Linked DNA regions of Homo sapiens: region 1 is linked to region 2. A link is a contact called in ENCODE Hi-C or POLR2A ChIA-PET data. All regions are on one chromosome and are shown on one strand. The core of a region is the stretch at or near the end of the contact, and the rest is flanking DNA. Distances in the headings are between cores, read along the strand shown.

Region 1 (6,627 bases), core at 633-3,132, 1.7 Mb before region 2:
ATAGGATCTGCTTCAGCAAGTTGTGGAGAGGATTCAATAAGTTAGTATTAGAGTGCCAAGAACAGTGCTGGGCACATCATAAGCACTGTGTAAGTGCCCACAAGTAAAGAGACTGGTCACATTCTATAGCTTCAAGCCCACAAGATGCCAAAGGTGGCAACGTGTGACACAGAGTGCCCTCACTGTGAGACATCACTGTACACAATTCACATTCACACATCCTCTTTTCTGTGAAGAGGTTAGCCTTTTCATCTGATAAGCAATTAAGGTTCTTTCTTTGATTTTATTTCTTTTGTTTCTCCTCATTAGAATCAACCCATGTAAAACATTTAGAAAATCTAAACAAAAATTACCTAATACTGCCACCCAGAAAAAAACTTAGAGATAAATTTCTTCCTAATTTTTCTCCATTATACCTTCACATATAAACATTTTTTAAAAAAAACCCTGATATTATTTTATAATCTAATTTACTCGACATGTTGTAAATATTTTACCGTGATTAAATATTTTAACAGAATTTTTAATGGTTGCACGGTTTAACTATAGTGTAATTTACCACTTGTTAGCATCTTTATGACAAGATTCAACCTCCACCTTTCTATTCCCACCATTTGCACATCCCAAAAGAAAATGAAAGCATAACAAAGCTTTTGACAGCCACCCCCAAACAGGTGTTCTTCAGTAACTTTCTTCCCAGCTGGGCTACGCCACAGTGCTCAGAAAATGGCTCCTAGAAAAGCCTCTCCATTTGAGCTACAGCTTCTGCAGTACAAGGTTCTGTAAGGGCAGCTCTTGCAGCCGGCTGAGTGTCACCACTCCAGGAATGTCTGACCTTTCCCAGGGCTTTGATCAAACGACCTCCTGCTGAGCAGAACTGGCCAGAGAGAAGCTTTGCGGGGAGGGGGAGGAAGAGCAGGGAGGGGATCAGGGTGGGCGTGAAGGGTCCCAGCAATGGGCAGCTCGCCAGCCTCTGCAGGGTGACTGGAAAGGTCTGACTGGAAGAATCTTAGAGATCACCTCCCAAGTCCCCATTTTAGAGATAAGAAAACCAAGGCTCAGGAAGATAACAGGACTTAATTAGCACTTGTGAAATATAACTTAATATTAGCAGTGATAACAGCCACAATTACTATTACTAGCATTTGGGGCAGTCATTATGAGCCAAGTACTATGCTAAATAAATGTTCAGTCCCAATGACTACTCTGTGAGATTGCTATCATTATTTCCATTTTAGGGAGTAGGGAGTGGGGAGTGACGAGGCTTAGACTAAATGAGTTGCATAAGATCCCACAGCTAACAAGTAGTAGAGGTAGGAGTCAAATCCAGATCTTTCACCAAAGTCCATGATCCTTTTAAGCATACCACAAGAACAAATAATTATTTTTATTTCCATTGCATTGTTTTCTAAAAGATGAGCTTATTAATACTTACTGCTAACTTGGAAGGTGGCAAAGAATTCATGCTTTCATCTCTAGTCATCTTTTCACAAATCTACATTTCTGCATTTGCTAAACAGTGACATAAAAATACTCAACAGATCGATTTGTCAACAGTCAAGTTCCATACATTTTATACAAAAATGATTTTGAGTGCGAAACTTAGGCTTAATGCGAACTGTGAATTGTCATGCTATAGTTAAACTAACATGAAGGTAAAAGACTGCATAAAACACTATACACCCAATGAATGACATGTGAAAAGACATTACTTCTAAATATCTATGTAAGGCCACCTCAGGTTTAGAAAGGCCTTAGGCCAGGGACTCTCCCAAGTACATAATTACAATGCTTCTCTTAGATGATTGTCAGGTAGAAGACAGAGATTTCAAATAGTTTGTTTACCTATTTTTTTTAAAGGCTCTTTCTCAGTATGACTCATGTGAACAATTTAAACAAACAGCTGTGGCAGGAGATGGCCACTGCAGCCTGCTCGAGTAGGTAAAATGTACTGAACCTGTGTGGTTAATTAGATCAATCTTGACTCATTTTCTTTAATGAGACAGTATAACACACAACGTCCACCAGACCTGTTTTCTGGGTTTTGTTTTACATAATTTGTTGTTACGGTCTAATCTATTCTTGAGCTTCTTTTTGGTTAAAGCACCAACTTTCTAACTATTTTTTTTTCAAACAAAGATTTTTTTGTGTATATTCAACATCATGCATCCTTGTGAGGGAACTATACCGCACAGTACATGATTTGTGATGAAATACAGTCAAGCAACTTACACCAAAGAAAAACACATGAAAATAAGATTTTTTAAAAAACATTTTTTTTCAATTTCTTTGCCTTTCAAGCAGGTCAGCTATACAGATTATAAGTGTAGAACTGAAAGCTAACTCCCACATACGAGATAAAAGTTCAACATCAGGTGATGGAAAATCACATATTGAGGAGAAAAGTCAGTCCTTGGGTTCTAAATCATTTGTCTTTGTTTTCTGTTAAAATGGGGAAATTTTCTATCTTTTTTCCTTTCATTTAGAATAGATAATTTCTATTCCTGATCACCTTTAAATGCACACACTGAGGTTTTGTTTTCACTGACTAAACCCTAGGGATATGACTAATTCTCATCATAAATTTTCATTCAAGAAATTTCTGAGTCCATATTACATATTGAACCTAATAATAGAGTTCAGATTTATGATGCTCAAAATGTCATGTAAGAGTATTATGGTAATGTACAAAATGAAATACTGAGAATCACCACACTTTTCAGGAAGTCCCACTGTAAGGCAAAAGATTAAAATAAAAAACCCTCAATAAAAGGTGTGAAGGTCTTTGCCAGTTTCAGGATGTGGCCTGTTTGGGAGTATGTTGAATGATCTGCCCCATCACGATAGCCTTCATTACAAAAAGAAACACATATGTACCTGTGCATTTGGTAGCCTCAAGTCTTTCCTATAAGGCGGCCTAAAAGTTTGACTTAGTAAACTGGTGGTTCTCCAACTTTTGGTTTCAGCATCCATTTATAATCTTGAAAATTACTGAGGACACCCAGGGAGCTTTTGTTTATATGGATTATATCTATCAATATTTATCATATTGGAAACTGAAACTGAGAAAATTAAAAAATATTTATTAATTTGCTTAAAAAACAATCTGTTTAAATTGTTACATGTGAACATAAATATTTTTATAGGAAGTTGTACCATTATATGTGTATATTTTATATATGTGTGTGTGTGTGTGTGTGTGTGTGTGTGTGTGTGTGTATGTATGTATATATTTAAAAGAAGGGTCTCACTCTGACACCCAGGCTGGAGTGCAGTGGTGTGATCACGGCTCAATGTAGCCTTGAACTCCTGGGCTCAAGGAACCCTCCTGCCTCAACCTCCCAAGAAGCTGGGACTACAGGTATGTGCCACCACCCCCAGATAATTCTTTATATTTTGTAGAGATGGGGTCTCGCTTTGTTGCCCAGGCTGGTCTCAAACTCCTGGACTCAAGCAGTCCTCCTGCCTCAGCCTCCCAAAGTACTAGGATTATGTGCATGAGCTACTGTGTCCAGCCACCATTTTATGTTTTTGAAAACCTCTTTAACATCTGGCTTAATAGAAGACAACTAAATTTTCATGTCTGCTTCTGCATAAAATTTGCTGTGAAGTATATGTAGAAATTCTAGCCTCACACAGATATATAACTGGAAAGGAAAGAATTATTTTAATAGCTTTTTAAGATAATTATGAATATTCTTCTTTGATACAATGGACAAAGCAGTAATTTTTTAAAGGTCAGCTGCAATGTGGAATCTGAAACCATCAGTGAACTTTTCCTACTCTGTTACATTGAAATCCATTAATCTATCAAAGTCCTACACTTTGAATCTCTCATCCACATGTGATTTTGCAACAAACACTGATCATCTGAAAAATGTTGGGTTACTGAGTCATGTAGATTTTCCCAATGTTTACCTGTTTCATTATATAATACCACAATCACATTTGTCAATATCACCACTGAACTCATCAGAAGAGACATTAAAGGATAGGAAAGCTGTCAAGCTTATGTTGCGGAATACAAGATTTCCAAAATTCTAATTTGTATTTGAAAGCTTGAATTTTGTACTTGATAACTGTTTTCCTTAAAACAATAGGCTCATTTCACTTACTTTTGATAACCAAGTCTACCAAATAACCAAGTCTGAAGAGCCACAGCTGACCTGTCAATCATTCTGCAAAGTAAAAACTCAATCATACTGGTGTTTTCGAGACAACCATGGCACTTTGCCACATTGTAAAAGTGCTTTATATGTACTTCCCATCTCATCACTAGAATATTAAAAAGACACATGTGCTTAAGGGCCTAGGTTTAACAAAATTAATAACTTCTACTGCTTTATTAAGTGACACTAGCATTTTTTAACTGAGAGTCCATGGTGATGAATATAGTAACTAAAGAACTTCTACTACAGTTGGTGCCAGGCCATGATTTGTGCTAAGTGATGAGCAGTTTTCCCAGCATTGTTTTCATACAAGTGCAAATGTCTACACAGTGAAAATGGCAAAAAATAACAGTATTATTGTGAAAAGAGTTTTGATCTCATGGACCCCCTAAAAATGTCTCAGGGACCCCAGAGGTACAGACACTACACTCTGAGAATCTACCTACTAAACCAATGCTGCTGCTACTGATATACTCAACAAAAGGAGCTGAATTTTTTAACTCTTGAGGAAAAATACAGATACCAATGCACAAGCCAATTACACCTCAGTATTTCGGGCATTACAGAGTTGTCACTTTCATGTTCTTACTTGCTAGACCAGTTATTGCCAATAACTTGGATAACATTTTCTGGCCAAGATCTTAAAAAACTCACACCTAACAATGTCAATGAGCACTCTCCAAAAATACAGGGGCCAAAGGACTGCTAGCAGCAAAGGCCACTAGTCCCTGCCTGCACTGTGCTACAATCATTCTTCATGCCTCATTCATTCTCTTTGATCCACCACATTTTTACTGCACCTTTTAGTCTTTATTTGCTGGTATAACTACTTAATGCCATAACTTTCCTCTAAGTACCTGTTGGCTGCACATCACTGGTTTTGATATGTAAACTTTTTATTACCATTCAGTCCTGAAATCTTTTCTTTGACCTTTGAAGAGTTTTCCTTATTGATAAATAAGGGTTTTTCTAGTTGTTTCCTTCTAAATTAATGGTTTTCTGAGCAGAGAATATGGTCTGTGTCACAACTAATCCTTTGAAGTTTTTTAACACACTATTCATGGCCCAATATTTTATATTCTAGAGTTGTTGGATATAGCAGCTCATATAACCCATTTGATCAATCTTAATGGTTGTTCAAATCTTTTATAGCCTATTTACTTTTTTAAGGTGGTAGGGGGCTCCTGCTGATTTACTAACTACTGATAGAGATAAGTTGAAATCTCTTACTAGAAAGTAGATTTGTCTTTGTGGTTCTGGTCCATTTTTCCTTTATAGATCTTAAAGTTACATTATTATATGCATAATGATTCAGAATTATATCTTCCTTTATCTGTTATTATCATAGTTCCATCAGCTTATTCTGGGTTGATCATGGCGTATTTTTTTCATACCTTTCATAATTTTCCTTTTGGTCTCTATAATTCTGCATAATTTCTTCAGATCCCTCGTTTCATTAATTTAGTCAGGTCTAATCTGCTGTTACCACCCATTCATTTTTGTTTTTGTTTTTGAGACAGAGTCTCACTTTGTCACCCAGGCTGGAGTGCAGTGGTTCACTGCAGCCTCACTGCAGCCTCGACCTCTTGGGCTCAAGTGATCCTTCTACCTCAGCCTCTTGAGTAGCTGGGACTACAAGCGTGCACCACCATGCCCAGCTAATTTATTTTTATTTTTATTTTTTGTAGACATGGGGTCCCACTATGTTGCCCAGGCTGGTCTCGAAATCCTGGACTCAAGCAATCCTCCGACCTTGGCCTCCTAAAGTGCTGAGAATAAAGGTGTGAGCCACCATGCCCAGCCAATAATTCTATTTTCTAAAGCTGCACTGCCCAATGGAATAGTCATCAGCTATGTAGCTATTTAACTTAATATTAAATAAAAGTAAATATTCAGTTTCTCAGTTACACTAATTAAGTGCTCAACAGTCACATGCATGTAGTAACTACCATGTTGGATAACACTTACGACAACACAGATTTAAAGATTTTTGTCTGACTCAACTGCATATGTTGACTTTGGCTCATGGGGCCATGTTTCCTGTGTGTTGTGATTTTCTATTCTTTTTTCTTTTTCTTTACTGTAAGTGTCCATTTCTTTTAAGTTTATCTGCAGAAATTACTTGAGGCCTATATAGTATGTGCTTCCAGAATGAATCTGTCTTCACTTCTGCCATATGCTGTGGAGCATTACAAAACCAGATCTCTGTTGAGGAAATTCTCAGCTTGGGGTCCTTCGGTCACCCTTGATAATATGAACTAAGACTGCAAACCTGCATGAAAGCCAGCTGCAGTTATAATTCTCAGGACAGCATTTTTCTTCTTCTAGTCAGTGACAGCACTTGAGACAAGAAATTTTCACTGCAGTTCCCTGGGAAGGTAGGTTTATTTCTAGTTTGCCTTTACTCTAAAGATATAGCCTTTGGGACCCCAGCTTTCTGCTAGGGTTGGTTTTTTTT
Region 2 (6,514 bases), core at 2,115-4,614:
GATTTATAAATTACGGCAAAATTCAAGAAAATTTTTCTTCTATTAAACACTGCTGCAAAGAAGCAAAGGTAAAGATATATTTACTGTCTTCATATTGGAAAAAGAAGGTACCTCTTGGAAGAACTGTGTCAGTATCTATTTATGGTACCCTATCAACGATTGGTTCCCTCAGAGATTTCAATTCTCATTAAAATCCTGACATATTCACAACTCATTGCTTTCTTCCCAGAGAGTGCTGATGTCAGAAAGTTTTGGAGCAGAAATGAAAAAAGTTCTAGATGATGCTATGAAGATGACTTATCAAACATAATGCAATTCACTTCTAAAAATTTTTTTTTTTAAACTATGTGAAAACCTGGACAAGGCCCATATAAATCTCCTTCCACATGCGTAAATCTTATGGCTTAGCAGATCATTTTGGGGGAATCCAGCTGGCATGTCATGTCAGTACTCAAGCACCCTGTAAAGAGGTCTGTATGGCAAGGAACTGGGGCTGGCAGTAGGCAGCATCAGCTTGCTAGGCATGTCAGTGAGCTCCCTCAGAAAAGGATCCTCCAGCCCTAGTCAAGTCTTCAGTGGACTGCAGCCCCAGGTGATACCTTGACTGCAACCTTATGAGAGACCCTGGGTCAAAATCATCCAGCTAAGCTGCTCCTTAATTTCTGACCTACAGAAATTACACAAAATAATGTTTATTGACACTACGGATTGGAGTGAGAGAAGGTAATACAGATTCTGCTCCTTAACAGGACGCTTGACCTAGAAAGTGAATCACAGAAATACATTCAAGAAAACAGTAGCCCAGATTTTACCAAATTCTTTGAAGATAAAGAATGGCTGTGGAAACCAGCATTTTTGTTTTTTTTTGCATTGCTGTAAAGAAATGCCCAAGGCTAGGTAATTTATAAAGAAAGAGGTTTAATTGGCTTATGGTTCTGGAGGCTTTACAGGAAGCATGGTGCTGGCATCAGTTTCTGGTGAGGTCTCTAGAAGCTTACAATCATGGCGGAAGGTGATGGGGAGCCAGCATGTCACATGGCAAGAGTGGGAGCAAGAGAGAAATAGAAGAGGTCACAGACTCTTAAAACAACCACATCTCAAGTGAACTGAGTGAAAACTCACTTATCACCAAGGGGATGGTGCTAAGCCATTCATGAGAATTCTGCCCCCATGATCCAATCACCTCCCACGAGGTCCCATCTACGACACTGGGAATCAAATTTCAGCATGAGATTTGGAGGGAACAAACATCCAAACCATATCACCTACTTAACAGACATTTTCATCACATGAACTAGTTGAACAAGGATCTTCAGGCCCTGGAGAAAATCGTTTTACTTCGAGTGACAAGATTTTTGGGTTTAAATAAATATTGAATCTTTGGAAAAGTTATATTGCAAAAAGGGATCTTGAAATGTTTCCACTGCTGCTTGGACTTTAGAATAAGGAAGTCTCAAGTCTTACCGAAAACCACCGTGGGGAATTGCAGAACAAAACCGAACAATATTTTCCTTCCCCTGGAACACAACTGTATAACTACGTGAGGAACCCTTTCCTTGAATCTTCTCAGCCTGAGCACCTGGCTTTGAGAAAAGAGGAAGAACTTTGTGAATGTATGACTGTAGATATAAGATGAAATGTACTTATTTGTGTTTCTCCTTCTTTTTTTTTTTTTTTTTTTTTTTGAGACGGAGTCTTGCTCTGTTGCCCAGGCTGGAATGCAGTGGCGCAATCTTGGCTCACTGCAATCTCCGCCTCCCGGGTTCAAGCGATTCTCCTGCCTCAGCCTCCCAAATAGCTAGGATTACAGGCGCCCGCCACCACGCCCGGCTAAGTTTTGTATTTTTAGTAGAGACAGGGTTTCACCATGTTGGCCAGGCTGGTCTTGAACTCCTGACCACAGGTGATCTGCCTGCCTCAGCCTCCCAAAATGCTGGGATTACAGGCGTCAGCCACAGCACCTGGCCTGATCTGTGCTTCTACAAGTTTTGGATTTCTGAGAAAGAAGAGCAGCTTGACATTTTTAAGAAAGTAATAAACATTTTGACATACTTTAAAACTTCTTGTTCAAGCAAGCTTTTTCTCACTAAGTTTTAAGAGTAAAGACAAAAATCATCTCATTTCAGTTGAAAATGCAATCTGTGTGTGACAATCTCAAGTTCAATTCAGAATTGAGCAAATACACAGCAAAAGATAAGCAAAGGTTTCATACTAAATAGGTAATTTTCATTTTTTGTTTCAAAAATAATACACTTATATAGGCCCATAAAAAGACCAACATTCGTTAAAATCAAATTGCAGCATTTACTAAACTAAAAGAAAAAGAACAAGTAAAGTTTCCTCTCTCACTTATTTTGTTTTTTGTTTGTTTTGAGACCAAGCCTTGCTCTGTCGTCCAGGCTGGAGTGCAGTGGCGTGATCTCGGCTCACGGCAACCTCCGCCTCCCGGGTTCAAGCGATTCTCCTGCCTCAGCCTCCCGAGTAGCTGCGATTACAGGCGTGTGCCACCATGCCCGGCTGATTTTTGTATTTTTAGTAGAGAAGGGGTTTCACCGTATTGGCCAGGCTGGTCTCGAACTCCTGATCTCAAGTGATCCATCTGCCTTGGCCTCCCAAAGTGCTGGGATTACAGGCGTGAGCCACCACGCCCCGCCTACAAAGGTATTTTAAAATCCCATTTACAATAACCCTCTGAATTAGATAGGTACCAAGTTCCACCCTCTTCTAAACACGAGATCAAATATCAAGGTAAGGTCTCAGAGGGTTTGGGTGTAAAAGACTCCAACCAAATTTAATAAATGGGAAGTCATTACCTTTATTTGTGAGAGAAGCTTTGGAGAATGTGGGGGAAGCTGATGTCAAATATAAAGGGCTTAAAGAGAGAAGAGGGAGAGGAGCTTTCAGCACAGTCCAGTTCACAGCCCGTCGGTGCTCAAAACATACTTGAATACCTGGTACAAAAGATAAAAATGATGGTTTGGTTTTCTATAAGACAGCATAGTTTCTTTAAAATTACACACACACATGCATTGCTTTTCTTCCTTTAATTAGTTGAGACCATAGGACAAAAGAAGAGGCATAGTTGAGCGCGTAATGGTGCGAAAATCAAAAGGTTGGGAAGAAACAAGAAACTCAGATAAACGCTTCCGTCGGCTGTGACAGGTTCTGAGGCGCCCAGATCTACTGGACATAGCGCGGCTCAGAAGCCTCAGAGACCTGTCCGCACAGTTCCTGAAGTTAGCAACAAATTAGTGAGTGCTGTTGCGGGCCATTTTGCAGCCAGAGAAGCAAATGCGCAAATGCGCCCAGCCAGTCAGCACGGACTTCAAGAACCAACTTCATTCCTTGCAAGGTGCTTTAGTTCTGGCCGTTAGGGCGGCAACCAAACAGAAACCTGCCCCGCCTCTGGGAGAGAAGGCGGATCCCTAACGCCAGCTATCTCCAAGAGCAACATTGCCGCAGCACTTCCGGGACGTCGTGCTGCAAAGGACGCCGCTGTTATACGTCACTTCCACGGCTCAGCGTCAGGCAAGTTGGCCTCTCTGTTGTAAATTAGTGGTTAAGGTTATCTATTATTGCCACTTTTCCAGCGCTAAAGGCTGTTTTGGAACCAGTGTTGCTTGTTCCGCGGGTGATTGGCTTTTTTTTTTGGCAAACCAGTTATTCAAGTTTCTGGTCTTTAAAAAACTCTGTGGCGGTACGGTAACCGAGGAGGTTCCAGCGCGGCGGAAGTACCCCGCGGGTGGGTGTGTGCGCAAGGCCAGGGCCAGAGGGGCACGTGGCGCCGGTGAGTGGCCGTAGAAGCCGGAGGATTTGAAAATGCTGGACGTGGAACCCAACTGCCGGAGGGAGGGAGGAAGGAAGGGGATGCGGTGCGAAGACCTTGCTGTCTGTAGGGGGAGGAGATACTAATCATGGGGCGGCAAGGGTGGTGTGTGGTCGGTCGGCGCTCACGAGACCATGGAGAAGTAAACTCTTCACCCATCAGGTTGGTGGTCACTGGCTGTCTGACCGTGGGTGAGGTGACAGGGCTGCTTTTGTCTCCTTTATGGTGTTCTCACCGCAGCTCCGAGGGGTTGGAGTATACTCAGAGGCTACAGTGATCAGAAGACATAGGTCGTTTTTTTTTCATCAGGGAGGAGAGAGAATGTCTTTTCGAGGCGGAGGTCGTGGAGGCTTTAATCGAGGTGGTGGAGGTGGCGGCTTCAACCGAGGTGGCAGCAGCAACCACTTCCGAGGTGGAGGCGGCGGTGGAGGCGGCGGCAATTTCAGAGGCGGCGGCAGGGGAGGATTTGGACGAGGGGGTGGCCGCGGAGGCTTTAACAAAGGCCAAGACCAAGGACCTCCAGAACGTGTAGTCTGTATGCAGTCTTCAGTATTTAGCTTATTTGAAGGAGTAGGTGTGGGTTGGGGGTTTGTGTTGTTAGGCAGCAAGTTTGGGATACACAAGCCTGTGTGGAGAATGTAGCATGTAAGGGTGGAGTGGGGAGATCAAGAAAGCTGAGGGATACTTAGAATGCATCTTGGAGGTGGAACTTGAGGGTTGACAGGAAGATATTAAATAGGTAATCGTGAGTACTTATGCCTAATTCCCCGATTTTACAGATGAGAAAACTATGATTTAGAGTTAAGTTTTTTTGCTGGGGTCATAAGGTTAGTGATAAGTGATCAATTAGTGATATAGCTGAAATACAGGCTGGGTGCGGTGGCTCACGCCTGTAATCCCAACACTTTGGGAAGCTAAGACGGGAGGATCTTTTGAAGCCGGGAGTTAGAGACCAGCCTGGATAATAAAGCAGGAGACCCTGTCTGTACAGAAAAGAAAGAAATACAAAGCCAAGTATTCTGACTCCAAAGCCCATGCTTTCTGTTACTACTCAAAAGTAGATAAGTGAGAAAACAATTTGCTTGAGAGGGAAACTGCCAGAGAGGAAATCTAGAAAAACACCTATTTAGGGTAGTTTTAGAGTAATTAACAATGAGATGGGAATGGAAGTCACAGAAAGTGAAACTTACTACATTAAAGAGGAGAGAGGGTGAGTAGTGTCTAACTAAGAATGGCTTGGATGAGTATGCAGGATGGTTTGAAAGGAGCAGTTTCTAGAATAAAAGGTCCCAGCCCACAAGCTGTTGTACCAGTCCATACATGAGACCTTGAGAGCCTGAATCAGGATGGTGACAGTGAGGAAAAAAAAGGAAGGGTTAGATAGGAGAGAGATTTCAAAGGAAACAAAATCGGTAGAACTTAGCTAATGCTGATAATAAAGGGTTCCAGGTTTTGAGCTTGGGTGATAGGAATGAAGACTTGGTTTTGCAGGAATGTGGTATTTTAGTTTGGGGTGACAGTCTAGTTAGAAATAAAGGTAGTTATTTTGAGATTCCAGATGTCCTTGAAAACAATGAATCATTGTTAAAGAGGTGGTAGTGGGAATGGAAAAGTTCTAAGGCAAGAGAAAAAAAAAAAGAATGAAGGCTGATTCTGTTAGGCATTGAAGAAAAGGGAGAACCAAGAGAATGAAGCAGAGTTTTGAATCAGATAATAAGTTGTAATAACATAACTGTTACAGGTTGAATGGTGTCAGTGTGCCAGGCACTGTTCTAAGCACTTGACATTTGTTATTCCATTGAGTGCTTACATTACTGTATATTAGGTATAGCTATACATTATATGTTATTAGTGCATACTAAAAATGAGACACTGAATTAGAGAGAGGGTGGGTAACTTCTCCTAGGTCAAATAGCTAGTGTGTTGTGGAGTTGGTATACCAGCCCAGGAAGTCCTAAGACTGTGGTCTTCTGCCTCAGAGGAGAGCAGTTATGGTGAAGTCCCAGGTAGCCAAAAAGAAAGCTTCCAGAAGCAGTTGGTCAGTATCGTTTGAAATAGTTCTATGTTTTAACATTTTCTTGTCCTGTTTCAGTATTAGGAGAGTTCCTGCATCCCTGTGAAGATGACATAGTTTGTAAATGTACCACAGATGAAAATAAGGTGCCTTATTTCAATGCTCCTGTTTACTTAGAAAACAAAGAACAAATTGGAAAAGTGGATGAAATATTTGGACAACTCAGAGATTTTGTATCCTTTTTCATTGGAAGGCCTGATAATATTCAAAGGTTGCTATTTGCATTTTTCTGAGGAGGCAGTTAAGTATAAATTAAAGTTGTTGCTTCATTAAATTAGACAGGATTGCTACAGATTGGACCATGAAGGAGAATCAAGGGGAGAATGTATTCATCCATAGATATTAAAATGACAGACCCTAGAACGGTGACTTTTTTTTTGGAAAATTCTATTAATGATGGCCATTTGGATAAGTACTACAGGATTAAGTTGGCTGATTTGGATGTAGTGGTGCCACTGGAAATGTAGAATTAGAAGTTGTTTGGTGCCCCCACTACTCTGGAAACTCCTTCCTTCCTTTCTCTCTCTCTCTTTTTCTCTTTCTCTCTTTCTTTCTTTCTCTCTCTTTCTCTCTCTCTTTCTTTCTCTCTCTTGCTCTTTCCCTGCCTTCTTCCC

The links. A loop is a pair of places that touch in the nucleus more often than their neighbours do. ChIA-PET counts read pairs that join two places held with the same protein, here RNA polymerase II (POLR2A). Pooled maps may share reads with other maps.
Region 1: a pooled map shows a loop between it and region 2 (2.7-fold over the local background). The contact joins the enhancer-like site here to the promoter of GAR1-DT in region 2. A Hi-C loop is called at or near these places in 4 of 50 pooled maps. POLR2A ChIA-PET finds 5 or more read pairs at or near these places in 2 of 52 experiments (activated naive CD4-positive, alpha-beta T cell and common myeloid progenitor, CD34-positive).

Annotation. Positions count from the first base shown.
Region 1 is chr4:108,116,814-108,123,440 of GRCh38, forward strand. The region is part of intron 3 of LEF1 (lymphoid enhancer binding factor 1); the gene reads right to left. Among named protein-coding and RNA genes, the nearest start is that of LEF1-AS1, 47 kb to the right of the region's middle. RefSeq lists a silencer at 156-225 and enhancers at 560-1,069, 1,637-1,916. Within about 2 kb of position 1,883, at least 5 of the 41 ENCODE cell types and tissues checked have a DNase peak (open chromatin) inside an H3K27ac peak, as active enhancers do.
Region 2 is chr4:109,812,018-109,818,531 of GRCh38, forward strand. It overlaps GAR1-DT (GAR1 divergent transcript), which reads right to left and starts at 3,365. Exons shown (of 2, transcript NR_186620.1): 1 at 2,814-3,365; 2 at 902-1,583. It overlaps GAR1 (GAR1 ribonucleoprotein), which reads left to right and starts at 3,745. Exons shown (of 7, transcript NM_018983.4): 1 at 3,745-3,787; 2 at 4,136-4,361; 3 at 5,919-6,073. The coding sequence starts at 4,148. RefSeq lists enhancers at 3,121-3,220, 3,391-3,790, 3,801-3,850, 4,201-4,250, 4,421-4,490.